2 separate regions of the Homo sapiens genome follow, and region 2 is linked to region 1. A link is an interaction called in ENCODE POLR2A ChIA-PET data of the cell type or tissue named here. Cell type or tissue: Panc1. All regions are shown on one strand. Each heading gives the region's core, and the rest is flanking DNA. Links, peaks and the distances in the headings are about the cores only. Region 1 overlaps FLNB (filamin B). Region 2 overlaps FLNB (filamin B).

The links. Peaks named below come from ENCODE experiments on the same cell type or tissue, not always from the same donor. Only the 100,000 strongest peaks of a DNase experiment are listed, where the experiment ranks them.
Region 2: POLR2A ChIA-PET joins it to region 1 with 7 read pairs; 5 of 35 experiments call an interaction of 5 or more read pairs at or near these places.

What each region holds. Positions count from the first base shown.
Region 1 is chr3:58,116,428-58,127,947 of GRCh38, reverse strand. FLNB (filamin B) reads right to left here. Exons shown (of 46, transcript NM_001457.4): 19 at 8,959-9,076; 20 at 6,445-6,707; 21 at 4,258-4,855; 22 at 3,443-3,616; 23 at 2,205-2,367; 24 at 1,186-1,346. Among named protein-coding and RNA genes, the nearest start is that of FLNB-AS1, 48 kb to the left of the region's middle. RefSeq lists a silencer at 11,456-11,520. In Panc1, for the core only: no CTCF peak of the experiment used is centred there; no DNase peak of the experiment used is centred there.
Region 2 is chr3:58,034,152-58,045,671 of GRCh38, reverse strand. The region is part of intron 1 of FLNB (filamin B); the gene reads right to left. Among named protein-coding and RNA genes, the nearest start is that of FLNB, 31 kb to the right of the region's middle. RefSeq lists enhancers at 2,713-3,226, 3,742-4,256, 5,619-6,198, 7,017-7,517, 10,305-10,804. In Panc1, for the core only: no CTCF peak of the experiment used is centred there; no DNase peak of the experiment used is centred there; H3K4me3 peaks cover 1,969 bases; H3K27ac peaks cover 8,000 bases.

The DNA of each region.
Region 1 (11,520 bases), core at 2,047-10,046:
ATGGGGGCGGGGGAGGTGGTCTCAGAATTCACCACTATAGAATTCATCCATGTAACCACAAACGACTTGTACCCCAAAGCTATTGAAATAAATAAATAAAATGTGTGGGGGTGACAATCATTTGAGTAGATAACTAGAACCTATGGAGAGTCCTCCCCCCAAAACAAATGGAGGAGGGTCTTTCACTACTTAAGTCATATATTTATTTATTGTTTGAATCTTTACAGCAGTGGTTCAGGCTGAAGTGATTTTGTCCCTTAAGACATCTGGCAAGATATGGAGACATTTTTGGTTGCCACAAATAAGAATGGGGAAGGAGAAGTCTGCTATGGGCATCTAGCAGGTACAGGGCAGGGATGCTGACAAAAGTCTACAATGAACAGGACAGCCCCACACCACAAAGAATCATCTAGCCCAAAGTGTCATAGTGCCGGAGTTGAGAAACCGTGTTTCACAGTGATTACACATGACATCACTAAATACAAAAGAAAGAATTTGAATCTGCATATCTTGATCAGCTACTAGTATTGTCAGTGAAAAAAAAGAAACCAAGACACATGAATAAGGAGCCAAGCACAAAATAAGGTAGAAATTTTCTTTCTTTTTCTTTTTTTTTTTTTTTGAGACAGGGTCTTCCTCTGTCACCCAAGCTGGAGCGCAGTGGCGCAATCTCAGCTCACTCAACCTCCCAGGCTCCCATCTCAGACATCGTCCCATCACAGCCCCCACCCCACATAGCTAGGATTACAGGCACGCACCATCACACTCAGCTAAGTTTTGTATTTCTTGTAAAGATGGGGATTCCCCATGTTGCCTGGGCTGGTCTCAAACTCCTGACCTGAAGCAATCTGCATGCCTTGGCCTCCCAAAGTTTGGGGATTACAGGTGTGAGCCACTGTGATTTTCAACTTTGTAAAGAACCAGCTTTCCCCTGAATCAAGAACTAGGTCCTCCAACACACGCACAACTGTTTCCAGTCAAAATTCTAAGCCGATGCTTTTTGCCATGTTACCGGTTCTACTGGGAGTTGAGATAATCTTGGAGATGTAGCCCTAAGAAAAACTCTCCTTTTGCAGCTATTACAAATATCAGATTGTTTTCCCCACTCAGAGAGATAACCAAAATCAAACCCATTTTCCTGCAAAATCAATTATTCTCTGGGGTCCTCTCTGAGGAATAGCTCACCGGGGATGTGGGCTCCTCCATATGTGATATTAACATCGTAATCCCCCGGTGCGAAAGGAATGTACTCAGCACTGCAGCTGCCATCCTTGTTGTCTCTGCAATTTATCTTCGACTCTGATGGTCCCTCAACAGTTATGCCAAGCCCACCAATTCCTGCGCCTCTGGAAAGAGTGGAAAAGAAAGTGAAATGTGCACCATTTATTTATGCTGGTCTGCTTATTGCCAAAATTCATGCAAATTCCCTTTATAAACTATTCCACGTAGCCACCCCAACTCAATTACTACACCTCTCACATAGGGAATTTCACATTAGTATAATGTAAGTAAAGACACTCTGACCCCTCATTTTCAATGCTTATGCTTCATTTATTTTTCTTTTTCCTGAGACAGAGTCTCACTCCATTGCCCAGGCTGGAGTGCAGTGGCGCGGTCTCGGCTCACTGCAACCTATGTCTCTTGGGTTCAAGCAATTCACATGCCTCAGCCTCCCAAGTAGTAGCTGGGATTACAGGCGTGTACTACCAAGCCCAGCTAATTTTTATATTTCTTGTAGGGATGGGGTTTTGCCATGTTGGCCAGGCTGGTCTCAAACTCCTGGCCTCAAGCAATTGTCCCGTCTCGGCCACCTGAAGTGCTGAGATTACAGGTGTGAGCCGCCACACCCAGCCTATTTTTCTTATCTAATTGCACTGGCTAGGACTGCAAGTACAACGCAGGCATATGCCTTGCAACCAACTTTAATAAAAATACTTACAAGGTTGGCTACAAATTTTTACATTATCAAGTTATAGAGCTTGATTGACTCCTGGTTTGCTAAATAGTTTCATGACCATTATCAAGTGCTTTGGTATGTTTTTTAGGTATGCTTGGTCTTTCTATGTAACATAAGTCTCTACAGAAGGAAATACATGTTATAAAAATAAAAATTCATCTTATCAAAAGTTAGGAAACCATGACACATAGGTAGAATCTAGCCACAAAAGTGAGACTCAAGACACCAAATGTAGGGCCTTGCCTACCTGGTAACCACGGTGAAGACATTGGGCTTGTTGGTAAAGGCCTCTTTCAATCCAGGTCCTTGGGCTTGCACCCTAGATGGCTGGCAGCCTTCAGTGACAGCCACCTTGAAGGGACTGTTTGGGATAGGCACGTCATCATATGTCACCTCCACTACATGGAGACCTGCTCAAAACAACAAACAGAAACGCATATTTGCATACAAATCCCCTATTTGTGAAAAATGATTCTCTACTTCAGAGTTTCATCTAGCATCGAAGTCTGCATGCTATACTATGTTATTTGGAAAAGGGGGTTAAAAACACAGTAATGTGGCTGGGGGCAGTGGCTTACACCTATAATCCCAGCACTTTGGGAGGCCGAGGTGGGTAGATCACTTGAGTCCAGGAGTTCAAGACCAGCCTGGGCAACATGGCGAGACCCCATCTCTACAAAAAATACAAAAATTAGCTGAGTGTGGTGGTGCACACCTGCAGTTCCAGCTACTCAGGGGGCTGAGGCAGGAGGATCATTTGAGCCCAGGAGGTTGAGCCTGCAGTGAGCCGTGATCACACCACTGCACTCCAGCCTGGGCAACAGAGTGACATCCTGTTTCAAAACAAAACAAAACAATCCCACAGTAATGTAGGTATGATCTGACTTTTAAATAATACAAACCGTCTATCTGCAGTCACATAAGCCACTCCACCCCAACCAAGCAAATATTCAAGTCAGTCATCCTAAACAGACTACTCTCATTCGGGAAAACACCATCCAGCCATTAACCAAAAGAAAAAGCGAAACCCGTGAAACAGAAGAAACAGGCATCCACAAGAAGACTGAAAATATCTATATCAGAATATCGCAGGCTTCCGATCTCCAGGTAGTGGAGATATACATGGCACTTTTTTTTCTTTATGGTTTTCTATTTATTGAAATTTTTTATAATTCCTAATACTCAAGAAGAAAGAAATTCATACGCAAAGAAAAATGGCACAAATGAGCAACATCATGACATTACCCCATAACTTGCTGAGGTGAGACTGAGGCTAAACCCAGCCCACCTATTACACAAGGCCAGCAAGCCAGGCACTGAGTGGGCAGGTGACTGCAGCGGACGCTGACTTCCACTCTGTCACTCTGCACGTGGCCCTGCTGAGACAGGCCTAGCACATGGGGCAGGCATCAGTACCAGCCACCAGGAGGCAATGACCAAGGGCAGCTCTGAACGAGGGTCCAGTCCGAGGACAGGGCGGCTCACCTTTCTCAAAGGGTGTGTATTCCACCTGGTAGGTCCCATCCGCATTGTCTGTGACAAAGCACTCGGTGGAGGCCCCTGAGGGGTTGGCAATGTGGGCCTTGATGTGGTCACCCCCAACCTGGGTCAGCGGCCGAGAGTCAACTGTAAAGTCGGTGGTAGCTTCCCGGAACACATCTGCAGAGCAAGCACATAGCTAACACTGCCACCAGTACCCCAGACCCAAAAGCAAACCCCAGAACCAAGGTTCTTGGCACTTCAGGACACATGAAGTCCAATTTCAGTAACTGGAAAACTGGTTTTTCTAACTCTCAAATCAAGAATATTAACCCCCTCCATCCCAAAGAAGGCCTTTCTAGAGTAGCCACGGCTAAGTGACAACACGACTGCTCACACCGGGCTCGAGGACAGGTTAAAGGTTGAAGACTAACCTGCTGTGTGGCATGCAGGTGTTAGACAACACTACATTTTAAACTTTTTTCCAATTAAATGCCAACATGTTGTATGTTGAGTTTCCAGAGAAAAATCAAGATTTCTGCCTTTGCCAAAAAACTAGAGATTCTGCTGACAATGCTAGGTCCTGTTCCCCATGGAGAAACAGAAAACAGGGGTTGAGTAGCACGGTCCCCAGAAATGCAATGTGCTTAACCTTCACCAGGGCCCCCCAACTACTCCCCGAGGCAGAGGGAACAGGTGAGCACCGCCTTATATGTCACCTGGCTCCTGCAGGTGGCTGAGTTTGCAGCTCCAAGTTTCAGGTAGCCCTTAAGTCCCAGCTTGTCTTTTTTTTTTTTTTTTTTTTTTTAAATGAAACCCACCTTTCCCTTCTATTCCTGGTCCAAAGACTTTGATCCTGCTGGTGTCCACGGCGGGCTCCACCTTGACCCGGGCGGGGAAGTGTGGCACGAGTTCGCCACCATACTTCATGGTCAACGTGTACATGCCGGCCGTCAGGGGCACGTAGGTCACCGCGTAGGTGCCATCTTTGTTGTTCTGAATACTGACTTCGGCTTTTGTTCCCGAGTCCGAGACAGCTTCCAGGCCCAGGGCCCCCGGTCCCGCTTCCGAGCAGTCGACGCTAAGGAGGCCAGCTTCACCCACCTTCCCGTGCTCGAGACCTGGCCCCGATGCCACGACTTTAGAGGGGTCAAAGGGCATTTCAATGTCAGCTTTGAAGGGAGACCCAGGTATGTGGACTTCTTCAAAGAGGATGTTGACGAAGTACTCCCCGGGTTTTGTGGGAAGGTAAGAGACGGAGCAGGTCCCATCACCATTGTCGGAGCACTCGATTTTGGCCTCGCACGGACCTTCCACCGTTAAGCCCAGACCTCCAGTACCAGCTCCTTTGGTATCGATGGTGAACTCGGCAGGCTTGCCCACGAGACCACCTTCGAGGCCGGGACCGTGGGCCTTCACCTATTTGAGCAAAGAATAAAGTCAAACTGCACTGGGATCGCTGCTCAGCCAGCACTGCTTTCAACACCCATGCATATAATCAGCATGGAAGTGCATCTGAGCCAGGCAGCCCTTCTCTTGGGGCTTTATGTGTCACACGTGCACACGAGTTAAAGCTACAACAGTCAATGCAGCAAATGCCTCAGAACTCAATCACCAGCGAAAACCCACAGGAGAGAGGTGTGACCCCCATGGAGCAGCCCCTCCAAGACTCTCCTCTCTCCTACCCAACCTGACCCTTCTAAATCACAGGCCTGGACTTGGAAACCTAATGTCCATTCCAACAAAGATACACGAGATCCCAGGTTGAGGGCTCATGGAAGGGCTCTTGTGGAGCTAGCTGTGGCTTGGGCTGTTGCAATTTGCTCAACAAATTCTGCATAATAATAAAACTAAACTGTTTCTAAAAAAGAGTGAGGAAGGAGGCTTTCACCTCTAATTCAACAAATAAGACACCTTCATAGGATTCACACCATTGAGACCACTGGAAATCTTCCAAAACCCCTTGAGTCAGGGTTACTATGAAGAAATGACGATGAACTTTTTTTTTTTTTTTTGGAGGGGACGGAATCTCACTCTGTTGCCCAGGCTGGAGTGCAGTGGCACAATCTCAGCTCACTGCAACCTCTGCCTCCCAGGTTCAAGCGATTATCCCACCTCAGCCTCCCGAGTAGCTGGGATTACAGGCATGCGTCACCACACCCAGCTAATCTTTGTATTTTTAGTAGAGATGGGGTTTCACCATGTTGGCCAGGTTGGTCTCAAACTCCTGACCTCAAGTTATCCATCCACCTTGGCCTCCCAAAGTGCAGTGATTACAGGCGTGAGCCGCTGCGCCCAGCCAAGAATAATGTTTTTTTTTGTGGTTTTTTTTTTTTTTTTTTTGAGACGGAGTCTTGCTCTGTCGCCCAGGCTGGAGTGCAGTGGTGTGATCTCAGCTCACTGCAAGCTCCGCCTCCCAGGTTCACACCATTCTCCTGCCTCAGCCTCCCGAGTAGCTGGGACTACAGGTGCCCGCCACCATGCCCAGCTAATTTTTTGTATTTTTAGTGGAGACGGGGTTTCACCGTGGTAGCCAGGATGGTCTTGATCTCCTGACCTCATGATCCGCCCGCCTCGGCCTCCCAAAGTGCTGGGATTACAGGCATGAGCCACCGCGCCTGGCCAGAATAATGTATTTTTATATTACATGATTCTAGCTTCTGGAGGGTGAGCTCCGTCTGTGAGCTGGGTGCTGGGCAGAGGCCTCCACGTTTGCTAACTCACCTACCCCTTACAGGCTGGCTTTGTAGTGAGGACTGTGATTATGCTAACAAGCGAAGAAAGAAGACTCTGGGACAGGGAGCCCCTCACCAAAGTCTTGTAGTCAGAGAGCAAGAGGAGGAGCAGGGTTGTGACCCACCTACCCAGGGGACCTTTCACAGTGAATTGTGCTAACTTTCATCACAAAACGATTTTCAGAAGGTCTTTGCCAGGAAGAACCAGAGAAGGACTATGGTGTCATGTTTGACAGCAATGAGACAAGTTCTGGGACAAAAGCAAAGGCTGACCTTGCTGGGATCTGGTGGCAGCGAGGCCTCCACTGTGTAGGGGCTCCCGGGCACAGGGTGTCCATCGTAGGTCACGTCTACAGCATACAGCCCCTCCTCCCGAGGGATGAACTTGGCCGTGCTGTTCTCCCGGCCTGTCACAGGTGTCACTAGGCATGGCACGACCTTCCGAGAGGGGCTGAGGATTGTCACGTCCAGCTTCCCCTGGCCTCCTGCCCCCCTGGTATCAACGGTGAACTCCTGATCCTTCCCAACTTCCACCCCTGGAAAAGAAACACAAGCTGAGGTGAAGAGCTGACCCTTTTCAGCAGCAGGAACAATCCAGAGCACAGAAGCAATGGTTCTTTGGACACGGGGACTTATCTCAGCCTCCACTGTAAGCAACAGCTGCTGCAGAGGACAAGCAGCAAAGCTGAGTAAGTATCATCAGCATCTCAGCCTCAGTAACAACAAGTGTCGGCACAATAATCAATTAGTGATGACAGCAATAACGGCTATCATTTACTGAATGCATTTTATATGCCAAGCACAAATAGGTTATTGTCTTAATTTTCACCACAATCCTATGGGGTATTTATTATTAACCAATGGCTTTCACAGATGGGGAAACTGATGCTCAGAGAGGTTAAGTAACTTGTCCAGGGTGACATATGCAGCAGCCTGCCAAGCTGGGACTCAAAGTGAAATTTACCTGACCCCACAATCTTTGCTGACCAGAAAGTTGTAATCTGACACTGTCGTCTCTTATTTACTTACTTTTGGTGTTAACTTGATATCCAAACACCCTCATAAGTCAATGTTTTATTTACTAATTCTTGGCAGCCAACTCCATCTTATAGGCACCCCTCCCCCTCAAGAAAGCAGAAGTCACAGAGCTGCCAAATGCGAGCCGATTGAAGCAAGTGCTGAGAACTGACTGTACCGTGATGGTTTCCAAAAGGTCTCTGCAAAGCAGGGCTGCAGGAAGCCCAAGTGTTAGATTAGACAAGAACAGGGAAAGGACTTTACCCAAAACAAAAGCACTGGGAACACAGGGCCCCTGCCACAACCCAGAGAACCTTGACTCTGAAGGAACATAGGGCCTGGCAAGATGGACACTGCCGAACCACAGGCAAGGAGGTCCCGGATCGCTACTTCCCACCGGAAAAGAGGCTTTCCTAATTGGCACCCTGCTTTTCCTGTTCTGGAGTCAAAGCTCTCAGTGTCTTGGGGAAAGGAGTGACAAGGGGACACATGACAGGGTTGGGCAGTGGACGTTTACACACTCAGAGCTGGCTGCTCCAGCCACAAAAGCCAACAGTGAGCTCTCACTTTGGATCTCTGCAACTGGGAGCTGGCCTTGCTTGCAACTTGTGCACTTGGGTCACGAGTGAAGGAAGATGCTCACTAATGGCACTGCTAGTGGTACTCTGGAGAAACCCTCACAGGTGAATACAGGAGGCCCCGTCCTGGGGGTATGCACTCAGCCCTGCCTCAGTAAGCCTGAAACCAGGTGAATGTGAGCCCTGAGGTACATCCAGTCTGGAGCCACTCAGCAGTAAACACAGACGGAAAAGATGTAGGAGTGAATGATTCCCGAGATGCACTGTTGGAAGGCAGGCCGAAGAAGTAGGTTTATACAGCAGGGCAACTTTAATGCAAAATAAATACAGCCAAATGTGTTCCACAGGCACATCTATATGTATAGATGCAGAGAGAAGATCTGGAAGAACAGAAACTGAATTGAAAACTTTGGTTAACCCTAGGGAGAAGGAGAGGTGAGGGTTAAAGTGGAATTATCCCTTAACTGTAATGTTTTTTAGATGAAAAATGGATATATTTTTACTTGTATAAAAAAATCATTTTATGAGCATGTGTTGCACATCTGAAGCTGAGTGATAAGTACATCAGTGTTCATGTTATACTATTCTCTTTCCTTTTCTGTTTGAAATTTTCCCTACTAAAAAATAATCAGAAAATTGAAAATAAGCGAAATGAGCTTATACTAGTAAAATCCCTAACAAGCTAAAGGAACATTGGGATGGGGCAGAGGTGTGGTGGTAGTGACTTCTGAGTGCCAGGGATTTGGCATTTATGCTTGACTCGCAACCTTAGTGCGGATTCAGTTGCCAAGGATAGCTGGCACAGTTAGAAACTCATCAGAAAGCAACATAGCCCAAATTCTCTTTTTAATGAAAACTTCCTACTGCAATGCCAGGGGGCTGACTACGTGCCAGCCTCTGAACCATTAGCTCATATAATTTTCAAAATATTCCCATGGGTGTTCTCAACCTCTCCCCGCCGACCACCCCCCACTGTACAAATGAGAAAGCTGAGTCTCGGTGTGGCTAAGGGGCAGACACAGTCACAGTTACTTCACACCACGGCCTTAATTCGAACCAAAGTCTGTGCAACTGCAAAGTCTCTTAACATAGAATTTGCTTCTCTGCAAATTTCACCTTTTGAAGAAAATCTAACCAGCAGCCACGTTGGGGGGTCATCAACAACCCATCTGCTCTCCATTCAGGCACTTACTGTTTTCCAGCCCATTGAGTTTTATCTTGCTCAGATCCAGCGGTGCAGCAACACCCACAGTGAAAGGGCTTTTAGGGATGGGATCGCCACCGTAAGTCACCAGAACCTGCATGTTGCCCTGGAACAAGAGAGAAAACTCAGTTTACCTTTGGGTACCAAAAAGCTAACTTGGCATTTAAAATCCCCTCAAGATCCCTCATTCTTCTCACGGACAGGGGAGACTTGATTCCAATCAATGTAGAAAGTATCTTAGATCTATTTCTTCTAGCTTTTGACCACAAGGCAAGAATAACAGAAAAATTAGATCAAATAAGAGCAGCTAATAATAACAGAAGCAACTTAATGAGCATTTTCTACACACCAAGCACCATGCTATGTGCTTTTATGCATTTCCTCAATTCAAGATCAAAACAGTCCTAAGGGGTAGTTCCTACTGTCATCTCATTTTTTCAGGAGAGGAAACTGTGGCTCAGACTGGTAAAGGAACGTGCCCCAAGTCACACACCTTGGTAAGGGTGCGAGCTGGGCCTCATACCCATGGCCCCCAAATCTGTGTCCTAGCTGCTCTGCCACACCACCTCCCCATCATCATACCCAGTGCCAGCCAGTGCAGCTGGGCCTGGGGCCACTCACCAAACAGAACCATTTCTGTCCTAGGAATCAGTTTGAGGCCCCCAGGCTGCAACAGGGATTTGCAAGAGTTCACCTAGACCTGTGCTAAGACCATCGCACAATATCTGAACTTCCATTTCCATGTGAAAGAAAATAAAATTGCAAGTGTGAAGGCAGATGGTGCTTGCAGGATTGGCAGGCACCCTCACGGGTGGCCGGGTGGCACGCGATAGCCATGTGTGCGCCATTTCTCTCCTCTCGCCGGTTCCAGGCTGGCACACAGCCGGCTTCTTCTCTCCATGGTTGGCCAAGTTCCCTCCCTCCAAATCGAGGCTCCAAGAAATCTCATGGCTGTCTCAGTAGATCAAGATCCCCTTCACCACAATCGGCCAGGCATAATGTAACAGGAAAGTGTGAGGGAGAGACGAGTTCCCCCCAAGAATCCAGCAGCCTTGCTGGAATGCAGGCCCTGCTGAAAGCTGTTGCTGATCAAGTGTTAAAAGGGTGTAGCATTTGGCCTATGTATATTTTGTCACATTCCTTTTGTAATAAGGAAGGGGGTAAAGGCCAAGAAAAAAAAAAAAAAACTGGTTGCATCAATGAAGAGAGGATTAATTTTCCAGCATTTTTAAGCACTGCACACAAAACCAATTGGCCCCCTGCCTCATGTGAACAACATTTCCTGGTAAAATGTGTACAGGTCAAATTCAACAGAGCTGGGAGCCAGCCAAGGGGCAGGAAAGGTCTCCTTTTTGTACTGTTTAAGGCAGGACTGACTCGCTACTTCAGCCAACGTGGCATTCCCAACGTGCCAACTCTTCCCGAGCTTCCGTTTCCCCACAGCCCCTAACAATTCAGGGGCTCACTAAGCAGACCTCAGGCTAACCAGAGGTCTTGGGGATACCTCCTCCCTCACCCGCATAAAGTTTTCTGGCCTCTTCTCTGAAGTGCTAAAAAAGAGAGGGAAAAACCCTCTTCCAGTTAAGCCCACCCATCCCATAAAAGAAAGTATGCTCTTGTTACCAGTCAAAAACAAAACAAAAACTCAGATAGAAAATGAACTGTACCTTAAATAACCTAAGAAGGGGGAGGGAAAAAATCTCGGAGATTTACACCTACAATGCCTACAGCATTTTAAAGTGTCCCCTGAGGCCCCAACTAAGGAATGGACTGTGTTTATTCCCCAACAGGGCTATGAAGTGAGGGATGTCTGGGTAGTGATGGCCAGTGCATTTCGCCACGACTTCGCAGGCTGCAAGACAGTTTCACTCTCCTCTACATGCTTCTGAAACCTGAATCTTATTCTTCAAAATATACATACACAAGACACTGACCAGACAGCTCAGAAGAGGATGGGACTGAGAGAGCCACCCTCAGCACCATCCCTTTTAGGGCCCTCCAGGAGCAGCCAGGACCACCACGTTAAGAACATTTCAAGGTAGAAGCTGTTACTCTGTGAGGGTCTGTGAGCTCACAGGGATTTCTAAAGGTGCCAGAGTACTACATGGAGTGGTCCCCAATCCTAGTGGCTCCCAGCACAGCACGTAATGGAGACATTGCCACCAGCTTCTCAAACTGCTCTGCGCAGGGGAACGTGCGGTGAGAAATTTAAGCTGCTTGAAGCCACCCACAACCAAGAGAAGAGAAGACCAAAGTCCTCAGGGAAATCACTTCCCTTCTATAAAACCGAGTCTTTGACCTCTGGGAGGGTCCTCAAGCCCCAAGCCAACAAGTCCATTCCTCTAAGGCAAAACGCGCTCTACTTTTGCATCCTCAAGGGACTCACAGGATCCTACAGCCATCCACATCACTCATCCACCCCAGGCAGGCAAGCACCTGCAAGCTGTCACTCAGGGACTTTGCGAGGTGGAGTGGCAGGCCTGCAGGTGTCAGGGAGCAAAACCAGCAATCAGGGACCTGGGTTACTCAGGCAGGACCTCGGCTCCCCAC
Region 2 (11,520 bases), core at 1,477-9,476, 82 kb after region 1:
TTTCGTGAGCTTAAGAGAATCATAAAATTTCATTTGGTTCATCCAAGATCAAGTTTCAGGTTCACAAAATTGAGTTACTTCCTTTAAATCGGGGGTGTCCAATCTCTTGGCTTCCCTGGGCCACACTGGAAGAAGAAGAATTGTCTTGGCCACATAAGATACACTAACACTAATGATAGCTGATGAGCTTTAAAAAACAAATGCGAAAGGATCTCATAATGTTTTAAGAAAGTTTACGAATTTGTGTTGGGGCGCATTCAGAGCTGTCCTGGGCTGCCTACAGCCTGCAGTCTGTGGGTTGGACAGGCTTGCTTTAGATGGTCTTGGGACTCTCAAACTCATACTCAGCATTGCAACTCAGTTCAGAAGACAAACATGTGAAGGGAACGTCATTTTCAAACTGATCATGGTGAGGATTTTTATGAAACTGTCCCAACAAACTTTTAGGATTCCATTTATGCAAGTAATACTATGATTCCCCAACTCCACCCCCAAGTGTTAATGCTGGAGGCAGAGCCAACCCATGACCTATGAATTTGGCAATCAGGGTCTTTTACACCTAATAGAGGTCAGGATGGTGAGGGGGCACATCCCTTCACCCAGGCTCATCCCTACAAACTCATTTCTCATCTTCTGGGCAGCAGAAGCCAGACATTGCAGCCACAGTGGACAAAACTCCACAGAGCCAAAGGCAATACCCTGGAAGTAATCAGCACTGATTAGTGTTTGGGGAAATCCTTGGCTGTAGCACACTCTTTGATTCAGTTTTTCCAGTCAAAGCCATCCTCGAGTCATGCTGACTTGGGCCTAGAAGGAGGAAATTCTCATTCATGCCTCTCAGACAGTGCTGTCTCCTCTGCAGGAAGGAAGGGCCCACACTGGAGCAGAGGCAAGTTCAGGGGGGTCCCAAGGTGCTGATCTGGGCATCGCTTCCAGGCAGGAAGCAGCCATCCACGTAGCTGGGCTAGAGCTTCAGCTGATATCTTCCTAGCTTGGGAGAGAGGCCCTTGATATTATTTGTTTATTTATTTGAATTTTTTACTTTTTGAGACAGGGTCTCACTCTGTCACCCAGGCTGGAGCGCAGAGGTGTGATCACAGCTTGCTGCAACCTCGACCCGCCAGGCTCAAGCAATCCTCCCACCTCAGCCTCCTGAGTAGCTGGGACTACTGGTGTGCGCCATCATGCCTGGCTAATTGTTGTGGGGTTTTTTTGGTTTGTTTGTTTGTTTGTTTTTTGTAGAGACAGGGTCTCTTTATGTTGCCCACTCTGGCTTTGAACTTCTGGGCTCAAGCGATCCTCCCACCTTGGCCTCTCAAAGTGCTGGGTATAGAGGCATGACACGGCACCTGGCCTAATACTATTTATCATCATCTTGGACTTAAGAGAATGCTTCCCAACCAGACAATGAGAGGCACCTACCAGTCCCTTCTGGGCCATCAGCTAACATCACAACTTCATTAAGCACAGACTCCACCCACCCAGATTTGTCTTAAAGGGCCCAGCCTCATCACCTCTCAGTCCACAACTGACTGGACTGGGGTGGAACCTGACTCAATCCAAGCCGAATCAGGTTCTCCCTGAGGTCTCTGCCTATGGCTACACCGAGTGAAATGTAAACAGCAGGAGCTGCAGGGCAGCCCCGTTGCCTGCAGTGATAGCAGGACTCCTCTACAGAGGGAAGGGACAAAACAGACACCAGGAAGACAAGAAACCATGGCTTTCTGATTTTGGGTTTCAAGTCTTCCTGAGGCCCTGCTGCAGGATTACACTTAAGTCTGTGAACCCGTGGTTCATTATAGGGATCACTGGTTGTTTCTGATGCCCAGTACTGGGGTGGGTGCATGAGACAGGAGCCTCCTAAGCACAGCCATTGGCTCAGAGCTGGGCACATAATTCAAGGAGTCTAATAGCAAATCCTGGACTTGTATAGGAGCTATAGGAGAGTTTTGCACTCAGCACTCTCACTCTCCTTTCTGGCTGGGTTTGGACCTGGGAGGCATAAAGGTCCAGAGATGCCAGAAGCCCTTCTGCCACCACATAGAGCCAAAATGAATGAAGCAGACTGGAGATGAGGAGAGAGATCAAACCCTGAAGACCCGTTTGAAACTTGGGACCAAGTAATGCTTGGGGGCAGTCGGCTCTGGGATGTCTCAGTTACTGGGACAAGTGGCTCCCTCTTTTGCCTTTAAGCAGTTTCAAGTGGTTTCTACAACTTGCCACTAAACAGAAATTCACAAAACTCTCCTGACAAAGAATTTTTTCACTTAAGCCAGCTCAAGTGAGTTTCTCTCACTTGTACTCAAAAGAATGCCAAATTACCAGCCTGGTCAACATGATGAAATCCTGTCTCTATTAAAAATACAAAAATTAGCCGGACACGGTGGAGTGTGCCTGTAGTCCCAACTACTTGGGAGGCTGAGGCAGAAGAATTGCTTGAACCTGGGAGGCAGAGGTTGCAGTGAGCAGAGATCATTCCCCCGGGCAACAGAGTGAAACTCTGTCTCAAAAAAAAAAAAAAAAAAAAAAAGGAATGCCAAATTACCAAAATGACTTATCCAGTTTACATAGCTAGAGTTTAAGGTTTATGTTCTCAAAACAACCCAATAATGCAGACAAAACTCTAGGAAATTTCCCAATTCCTCCTCAGTCTATCAGAAGAATTGATGAGAAGTTATAGGTGTCAAATGACTGTGCTCAACAGCACGACATGGCCCAATATTGGGCCTCCTGGGATTAATTCCCTCTCAGCACCCTGCTAACCATCACAAACAAACATTCCCAGTAGAAAATCACAAGTCGGGTAAAAATACAAGAACTGCTTTTGTAGCATGAGATGAAAGAAGGGATAAATCTATAATGACTAGCCCAGGCGCAACGAACGGCTCATGGCTGGAGGCAAAGGAGAGAGTATAACTTGACCCCAGGAGTTCGAGACCAGCCTGGGCAACATGGCAAAACCCCGCCTCTACAAGAAAAAACACAAATTAGCTGGGCCTTGTGATGCATGCCAAGTAGCCTCCCAGCTACTTGGGAGGCTGAGGTGGGAGAATCCCTTAAGCCTGGGAGGTTGAGACTGCAGTGAGCCATGATCGTGCTACTGCATTCTGGCCTGGGTGACAAAGTGAGACCCTGTTTTCAAAAAGTAGAAATAAATTTGCTGGGCATGGTGGCACATGCCTGTAGTCCCAGCTACTCAGGAAACTAAGGTGGCAGGATCACCTGAGCCCAGGAAGGTGGGGGCTGCAGTGAGCTGTGATCATGCCACTGCACCCTAGCCTGGGTGACAGAGTAAGACCCGGACTTTAAAAAAAAAAAAAAAAAAACCTACAGAGACTAAAGCTCCTAAAAGGTAAATAAATAACAACAAAAACCAGTAAGATCCTCTAATCAAACAGAGCTAATGCAAATCTAAAGTTTACCCGCATCAAAGAGGAGGCCAAGTCCACTTGTGTCCACTACAGCCACATTTCCAGGCCAATTAGAAAAACCAGGCCAGCATGAATCACCAATTGTTCAGGATTCTAGAGGACTTGTTCAACCTAGGTTGCAGAAAACCCATACACACCAAACACAGGTGGCTTCATGGAGAATGCAAAGCTGGGGAAGAATGGGGTCAACTGAGAAACTTTAGAAATGAAGTGGTTCACCAAACTGACCACAGAAAGAACTTCAAGAATGCTAAAATCTCTAAACTCTCTAATGAGTCTCAGAACTCTCTAAAAAGAAAGCAAAGAGGGCACTTGGGGCAAGACAGCTGGATGAGGAACCCTTCTGGTGCTGTTTGACAGTTAAATTCTGTGGCTGGGACCACCCAGCTGGCTACAGTCAAGACAAGCTGCTCGGGAAGCTTCCCTCCTAAGGGAAGCCCACAAAGAAAAGCCAAGCAGGGTTCCAGGAAGGATTTGTAAGGTAGGCTTGAGGCAATTTCAAAAACATGACCCAGGTGACCCAAGCACATAACTGCTTTACCCTGGGTCAAGGCTACTGGCTCAAGGCATGGATTCAAGGCAAGAGTGCTTGTCTTCCCGGCCCAGTGACTGCAGTGGTGGTGGGTAAGTTACTATTCTTTGGAAAATTAAGTTAGGAAGGAAAAGGTTGGCTTACAGCTCATGGGCTAGTCCCACTGGTGGTGGTGGTGGTGGTTGGTGGGGAGGGTCGTTCAGCAAAAGCAAGGAGTCCTCTGAGTCCAGCCACAACCTCCTCACCACTGAAGGCCTGCTGACATCCAAAAGCCCAGAGGCCCTGACAACATTTCCTGTGGCTCACAGACTAACCCAGCACACCAGGGCCGCTCAGCGGGAAGAGACAATGCACACACTGGCTGGTTCAGCGCTGGAAATCCCTGCCCACCTGGCTGCTTCTCTCATAAATGGGAATAATCTGGCTTTTCTTCTGAAAATAAATACTGCAAGCTCATTGTAATATCATAAAGTGATACTGAAAGCAAAAAGAATCAAGTTAAATCCTTGTGTCCACAGGGATACCACACAGAAATCTGGTTTGTGGAGTTCCCCAGATCTGCTGCTGCTCCAGGCTCAGCCACTTGCTTGCCAGCTAGGTGACCGTAAATGTAGCCTCAGTTTCCTCAGCTGCAAAACGGGATTAACACCGTTCCTCAGACCTCATGTAAGTGACATGAGGCATAAAAAGCCACCTAGCACACAGTAAGCACTCACTCACTATGGTTAGCACTCAAATAATAGTCTAATTAAGTTTCTATAATGATCAAACTTTAAGAAACATGTATCCATTCTATGATCCAAAAAAAATACAATAAAGATTTACAGAAAAAGAGAAAAGAAAAACCCAGATGCAGCTCAACTCCCACACATGAATGGGATGGAGCGGGGAGTATATTTTAAAGAAACCATGTTGGCTGGGGACGGTGGCTCACGCCTGTAATCCCAGCACTTTGGGAGGCTGAGGTGGGTGGATCACCTGAGGTCAGGAGTTCGAGACCAGCCTGGCCAACGTGGTGAAACCCCGTCTCTACTAAAAATACAAAACTTAGCCAGGCATGGCAGGATGCGCCTATAGTCCCAGCTACTCAGGAGGCTTAGGCAGGAGAATCGCTTGAACCAGTGAGACGGAGGTTGCAGTGAGCCGAGATCAGGCCACTGCACTCCAGACTGTGTGACAAGAGCAGGATTCCATCTCAACAACAATAAAAAAAAGAAACCATGTCCTCAGACCTACCCTTTACACCCTGTCAGGTACCCACTCCCATGAGGACTTGCAGGCATGGACCAGAAGCTGCCCCCACCTTAATGAGAGGGCCAATGGCTCCATAAGAGTAAGATGCAAACAGCTATCATGTTGCTGGCCAGAGGCCAGCTCCATGAGGGTAGAAGGTAACTGTTTACTCACACTCCCCTGCAGTTTCAGTTACTGTCCTGTTTGCTTTGGCTCGCTGGGTCAGGGTGTATTGCTTATTATTCAACAAACACTAATCCCGCAAGAGAACCTGAGAGGCCAGCGCTGGGGGATTTGCCGTCACAGCACCCCAAAGATCTGGCTTGCTTCTTTTTTTGAGATGGCTCTTGTTGCCCAGGCTAGAGTACAACGGCACAGTCTCAGCTCACTGCAACCTCTGCCTCCCAGGTTCAAGAAATTCTCCTGCCTCAGCCTCCCAAGTAGCTGCAATTAGAGGCACCTGCAATCAGACCCAGCTAATTTTTGTATTTTTAGTACAGACAGAGTTTCACCATGTTGGCCAGGGTGGTCTTCAACTCTTGACCTCAGGTGATCTGCCCACCTCAGCTTCCCAAAGTGCTGGGATTACAGGCATGAGCCACCACACCCTGCCCTGGCTTAGTTTTGCGCATCTCTTCACAACGTGAGATGTTCCTCTTTGCTGGGAGCATACACTAGTGCTACCCTCCCCACCACCCATGAATAAATCATGGTGATATTCTGGGCAACAATGAAAAGAGGCAATAAAGTGAATGGTGTCCTTCCAAAAGCAAATCAGGGCACTTCTGCATTCTCTGGGAGGAAAAGAACCCTCAATAAGTTTCCACTTTCAGAGCACAAAAAAGCTAGTTCTGTTCCTTCTAGTCATTGTAGTTCTTGTTTGCTACTCAGCAACTTGAATTACAGTAGAGTCAAGTCTAGTAGGAAATGCACTAGCTGGGAAAACAAGGCAAGGGGGGTGGTGACCTAGATCCCCCCAGTCAGACTAGCCCCTGGTCAGCTGTGAACCTCTGGGCATCAGTTTTCCCATCACGAAATGAAATGTCTGCATCACTAGGCTTTCCCTTAGATACAAGTTGTAGTGAACAGAGAACCAAGACACCGTTTTCCATTAAAAATTTGCTCAAGACTGGAATCACTTTTCTACACCTTTTTTTTTTTTTTTACCTATCAAATTCTAATCCAACGAGAAGTAATTAACAAACCAAACCCACAAAGTCTGATTTTCCATTCAACAGTTCTGATGATACTTATGCAATTCTTCTTTTTTTTTTTTTTTCCTGTAGAGACAGGGTCTCGCTATGTTATCCAGGCTGGTGTTGAACTCCTGGCACAATGGTTCATTCCTTGAGCCCACGTGGTCAAGGCTGCAGTGAGCTATGATCATGCCACTGCATTCCAGCCGGGGTGACAGAGCGAGATCTTGTCTTTTTTTTAAAAAAAAAAAAAAAAAGGAACTAACTTCAAGCAACCCTCCCACCTTAGCCTCCCAAAGTGCTGCGATTACAGGCATGAGCCACCATGCCCAGCCCAATTGTTGCTTTTGAGAGTAAACAAAGATACAACAGGTTGGGATTATAGTACCACATTGTTCAACATCATCTACAGAGAACTATCTCTTCTATGCACTGGGTGCCAGCTGACAGTCAGCACAGCCTTTCCTAACAAGGGGCAGGGCAGACAAAGGAGATGCCTGCAAGTAGTAACTGCCAGAGCTAAGGAGGTGCATGGGCAGAACTTTAAAATCCGGCCAGGCACAGTGGCTCGCTCCTGTAATCCCAGAGCTTTGGGAGGCTGAGGCAGGAGATCACTTGAGGCCAGGAATTTGAGACCAGCCTGGGGAACATAGTGAGACCCTGTCTCTCAAAAAAAAAAAAAAATTAATTAACTGGGCATGGTGGAGCATGCCTAGTAGTCCCAGCTACTTGGGCAGCTGAGGCGGAAGGATTGCTTGAGCCCAGCAATTTGAGGTTATAGTGGTCGTACTCCAGCCTGGGCAACAGAGCGAGACCCCCAACTCAGGAAAAAAAAAAAAGCCATCAATTCACAAACAATCAGATTCTGACAAGAACTAACTCAGTCTTGACTTGGTGCCAAAAAGACGTCAGCAGCTTTCACACAAATCTCTCTTTTTAACAATAAGAACAGGCCGAGCATGGTGGCTCACGCCTGTAATCCCCACACTTTGGGAGGCCAAGGCAGGTGGATCACCTGAGGTCAGGAGTTCGAGACCAGCCTGGCCAACATGGCAAAAACCCATCTCTACTAAAATACAAAAATTAGCTGGGCATGGTGGCGGGCACCTGTAATCCCAGCTACTCGGGAGGCTGAGGCAGGAGAATCGCTTGAACACAGGAGGCAAATGCTGCAATGAGCCGAGATCATGCCATTGCACTCTAGCCTGGGCAACAAGAGCGAAACTCTGTCATAAAAACAAACAAACAAACAAACAAACAAACAATAAGAACAGGCCTCAGGCTCAAAGTCTTCAAAAAACTTTTCAAGAATTTAGTAACACGTTGTTTTCATTGATTTTATTTATTTTTTAATTTTTTCTTATGCTATCTCCTCTAACTTATTTTTTCAAAGCCTAGTTACCTGTTCTTTCTGGCAAGTGATCGTGGTTTTCATTTAAGATCATGTTCTCTAGTTTCCTTTTACGAGTAAAGTAGTATAAAGATGAGTAGATATGAAGAAAAAAAACATTCACAAAATAATACTGGCACCTGGAGTAGGCAGAAACCATGCCAGTGATCTAAAAAAGCCAGAGGGCAGAGAGGCTGGTCTGGTGGAGGGCCAGGGTCATAAACAGAATCATGGCCATTTTACAAGGATTCTAATTTGTGTGCACAGTGCTGTGGGAATGCAAGGGAAAAAATGAATAATTCTACCTGGGGGCTTTCGAGAGGACTTCACGAGGGAAATCATCTGAATTGGTTCCTGAACTACAAGAAAAAAAATGAGTGGTCAAGAGGAGGCAGCGGGAGGCAAGGGTGAAGGAACCTCCCCATTCATTACAAGGGGCTTTAGCTGGCTGATATGAAGGTTGAAGCCAATGCTAGCAGCCCACTGAGGACAACTTGCATTGCAGGCTAAAATGACTCTGATGTCGGCCAGGCGTGGTGGCTTACGCCTATAATCCTAGCACTTTGGGAGGCCAAAGCGAGCGGATGGCCTGAGGTCAGGAGTTCCAGACAAGCCTGGCCAACATGGCGAAACCCCGTCTCTACTAAAAATACAAAAATCTGCTGGGTGTGGTGGTGCACTCCTGTAATCCCAGCTACCTGAGAGGCTGAGGCAGGAGAATTGCTTGAACTCTGGAGACGGAGGTTGCAGTGAGCTGAGATGGTGCCACTGCACTCCAGCCAGGGTGATAGAGCGAGACTGTCTCAAAAAAAAAAAAAAAAAAAAAAAAAAGACTCTAATGTCAAGTCTGGGCCCAGTGGGAAAGAACATCATATCAACTGACCAGCAATGTTTGTCATGAAGAGAAGAAAGTATAGCCGGGGTGCTATTTGATGACCCTGATTCTGGCTCAGTCTTCAACGTTTACAGGTGAGAAACTGAAACTGCCTTTGCAAAAATTATAGACAGTGAAAGAGGTCAGACCTAACCGACTCCATCTTGCTTCTAACCTTTAGGCTGTCCTTGTTCATTCCTGGGCATAGGCCAAACTAACCTTGGGAATGAATTTAGTTTATGGTTTCACTCTGAAAAAAAACTGCTAATAGCCCTTTCCCAAAAAGACCCTCTTCTTGCCTTGGGAGCAGTCTGCCTTTGTAGGACTAACAAATTAGCTACAAGATTAGAAATTAAGGTTTAGGGGTCAGAAACTGCAAGAGTCTGAACCTCCACAAATTGCTTCTGGAGATAACATCACTACTGTAAAACTTAACATCAGTGCTTGAGATAGTTTGCAGACCCTGCACTCCATGGATCAGCTGACACCTCCCAGAGCGGTAATCTGGCTCAACCAGTTCTGCCATCCCACCCAGGAACAGAAGACAGCAAGAAAACGTCACTTCGACCCCCTGTGACTCCATCTCCAACTTGACCAATCAGCACTCCCCACTTCCTGAGCCCCTACCTGCCGAATTATCTTTAAAAACTCTGATCCCAAATGCTCGGGAGACTGATTTCAGTAACAATAAAATTCTAGCCTCCCACACAGCTGGCTCTGGGTGACTTACTCTTTCTCCATTGCAATTCCTCTGTCTTGATAAATCAGCTCCGTCTAGGCAGCAGGCAAGGTGAACTCGTTAGGTGGTTACAAAACTGGGGTCCAAAGCCCCAGAGCTGACGAAGAGCACAGTCAGAATAAAGAAACAGGTATCCTGAGTCCACGTCCTTCTCATTCTGTGCTCTAGGGTCCTCTTTCATCTGAATCAGCAGCATTTACAGCCATGGAGTCATTATAAAGAAAAGCAAATCTGTCCTAAGTCTTGAGTCAATTAATTAAGGAGTTTAAATGTATGGGTCCAAAACAATTAAGCTTTGTGGAATAAGAGCCCGGGTGAGCTCACCAGTGAGAGAAGGATGGTCTCATTTGAAAGTACATCTCTGTAGAAAGTTAATTCCAATAAAAATCTTTCCCATGCTGCCGCCCCAGGCCGAGAATGTTGTACTGAGCCAAACTTCACACGTAGCTGACTGATCCATCCAGCAAAGAGTGGTCTCCTTTAGCTAAGGCCGTGATCAAGAGGCATTCTGTCCAACTAGGAATTCTCAAAACTTCCACTTTCCTCCTAGCAGAACCTTCCAATCTGGAATCACACTCACAATGACTGAGGCTGCTGGCTTGTCCGAAGTCCAAGCCCTATAACCACGGATCTTTTTTTAGTTTTTAATTGGGGAGAGTCACTGTGGTTGAGCTACATTTTCCTCTCCTTCAACATGGACCCTGGAAGGCAATCAAACCCCTTATTTCTCACACATTCATTATTTCTTTCAACTCTTCCTCTTAAAAAAGTTGGGGGTGGGGTACATGTTGCGTTCCCTAAACCACCATTCTGCCCCCTCTTCAGATGGAAATCCCTCAAGTCTACAGACTGAGGCTCACAAATGAAGTTACCTGATATTTTAAGAGGCATGGAAATTACACCACTTAAATTTGAAGTCAGATTTTATTTCATATCCAAGTCTAAGTAACAGCTTTTAATTACATAGACAGCTTAAAAGAAACCTCAAGCACTCTGCAATTTACGTGTATTTTGGGTTTGGTTTTGTTTTTGTTTTCCTGTTTGATCTGCCTGTGAGGTGAAGAGGTAATCTCACTTCACAGATGTGGACAAGGGGATTACCCTAAGTCACACAGCCTGTGACACCAGGGTTTCATCAAACAAAGGGGCTTTCTAAAGAATAAATGGCAACCTAGTGACACAGGAAGCCACGTGAAACACCTCCTTGAGGTCCACTCCACCAATCCTCTGCAATGTCCCCAATTTCAGGTAGAACATGTGATCTAGGACAAGCCAGTCCCAAGAGTCATTCCCAAGAGTCAAACACCCTTGCCAGTGGTGGGCTGAGATGTGAGCAGGTGACATAGGCTGGTCCAATCACAGTGAACCTCAGGGCTTTCCTGGGACTGCTGGGATCAGGGCCCGCCTTCTTCCTCTGGGAGGTGTGGGGTGTGGCTGCGGGCCTGGGACTGCTACACCCACCCGTCTGTGGAGAGACAACAGAATCAGAGAAGCAGAGCCAAGGCTCTCTGATGCCCTGGAGACTTCCAGGTCCAACTGCCTGCCTACCCCTTGACTTTTCAGTTACGAGAGCCAATGAGCTCCCTTTTTGGATAAACCAGGATTAGGTAGGTTTCCCATGACTTGGAACCATATACATCCTAATGGATACATTTATATTCAAAGTCTTTCTCTACTGCTTCCTGGCTGTGCCACAAGTTACTAAACCTCTCAGTGCCTCGGTTTCCTCATTTGTAAAATGGTGGAGTGTTAGAATGAAGTGCGATACTTGGTGTAAAAACCAACTGAGAACAGTCTCTGGCCTGTAGCAGGGATTCGCTTACCACTGCACTCCAGCCTGGGCGACTAGGGCGAAACTCTCAAAAAAAAAAAAAAATTGTCTTTAAAAAACAGAACCTTTTTGTGGCTAGGATGTGCAAGAACTGGAGCTCTCAAACACTGCTCGTGGAAATGTAAAACAATACAACCACTTTGGGAAACAGTTTGGCAGTTTCTTGAACAGTTAAACGTACACCTATGATGTATGATCCTAACATTCCACTCAGAAAAATAGAAATATACATCCATACAAAGAGTAGTAAAAGATGTTCATGATAGCTTTATTTAGAAACCACCCGGCCAGGCG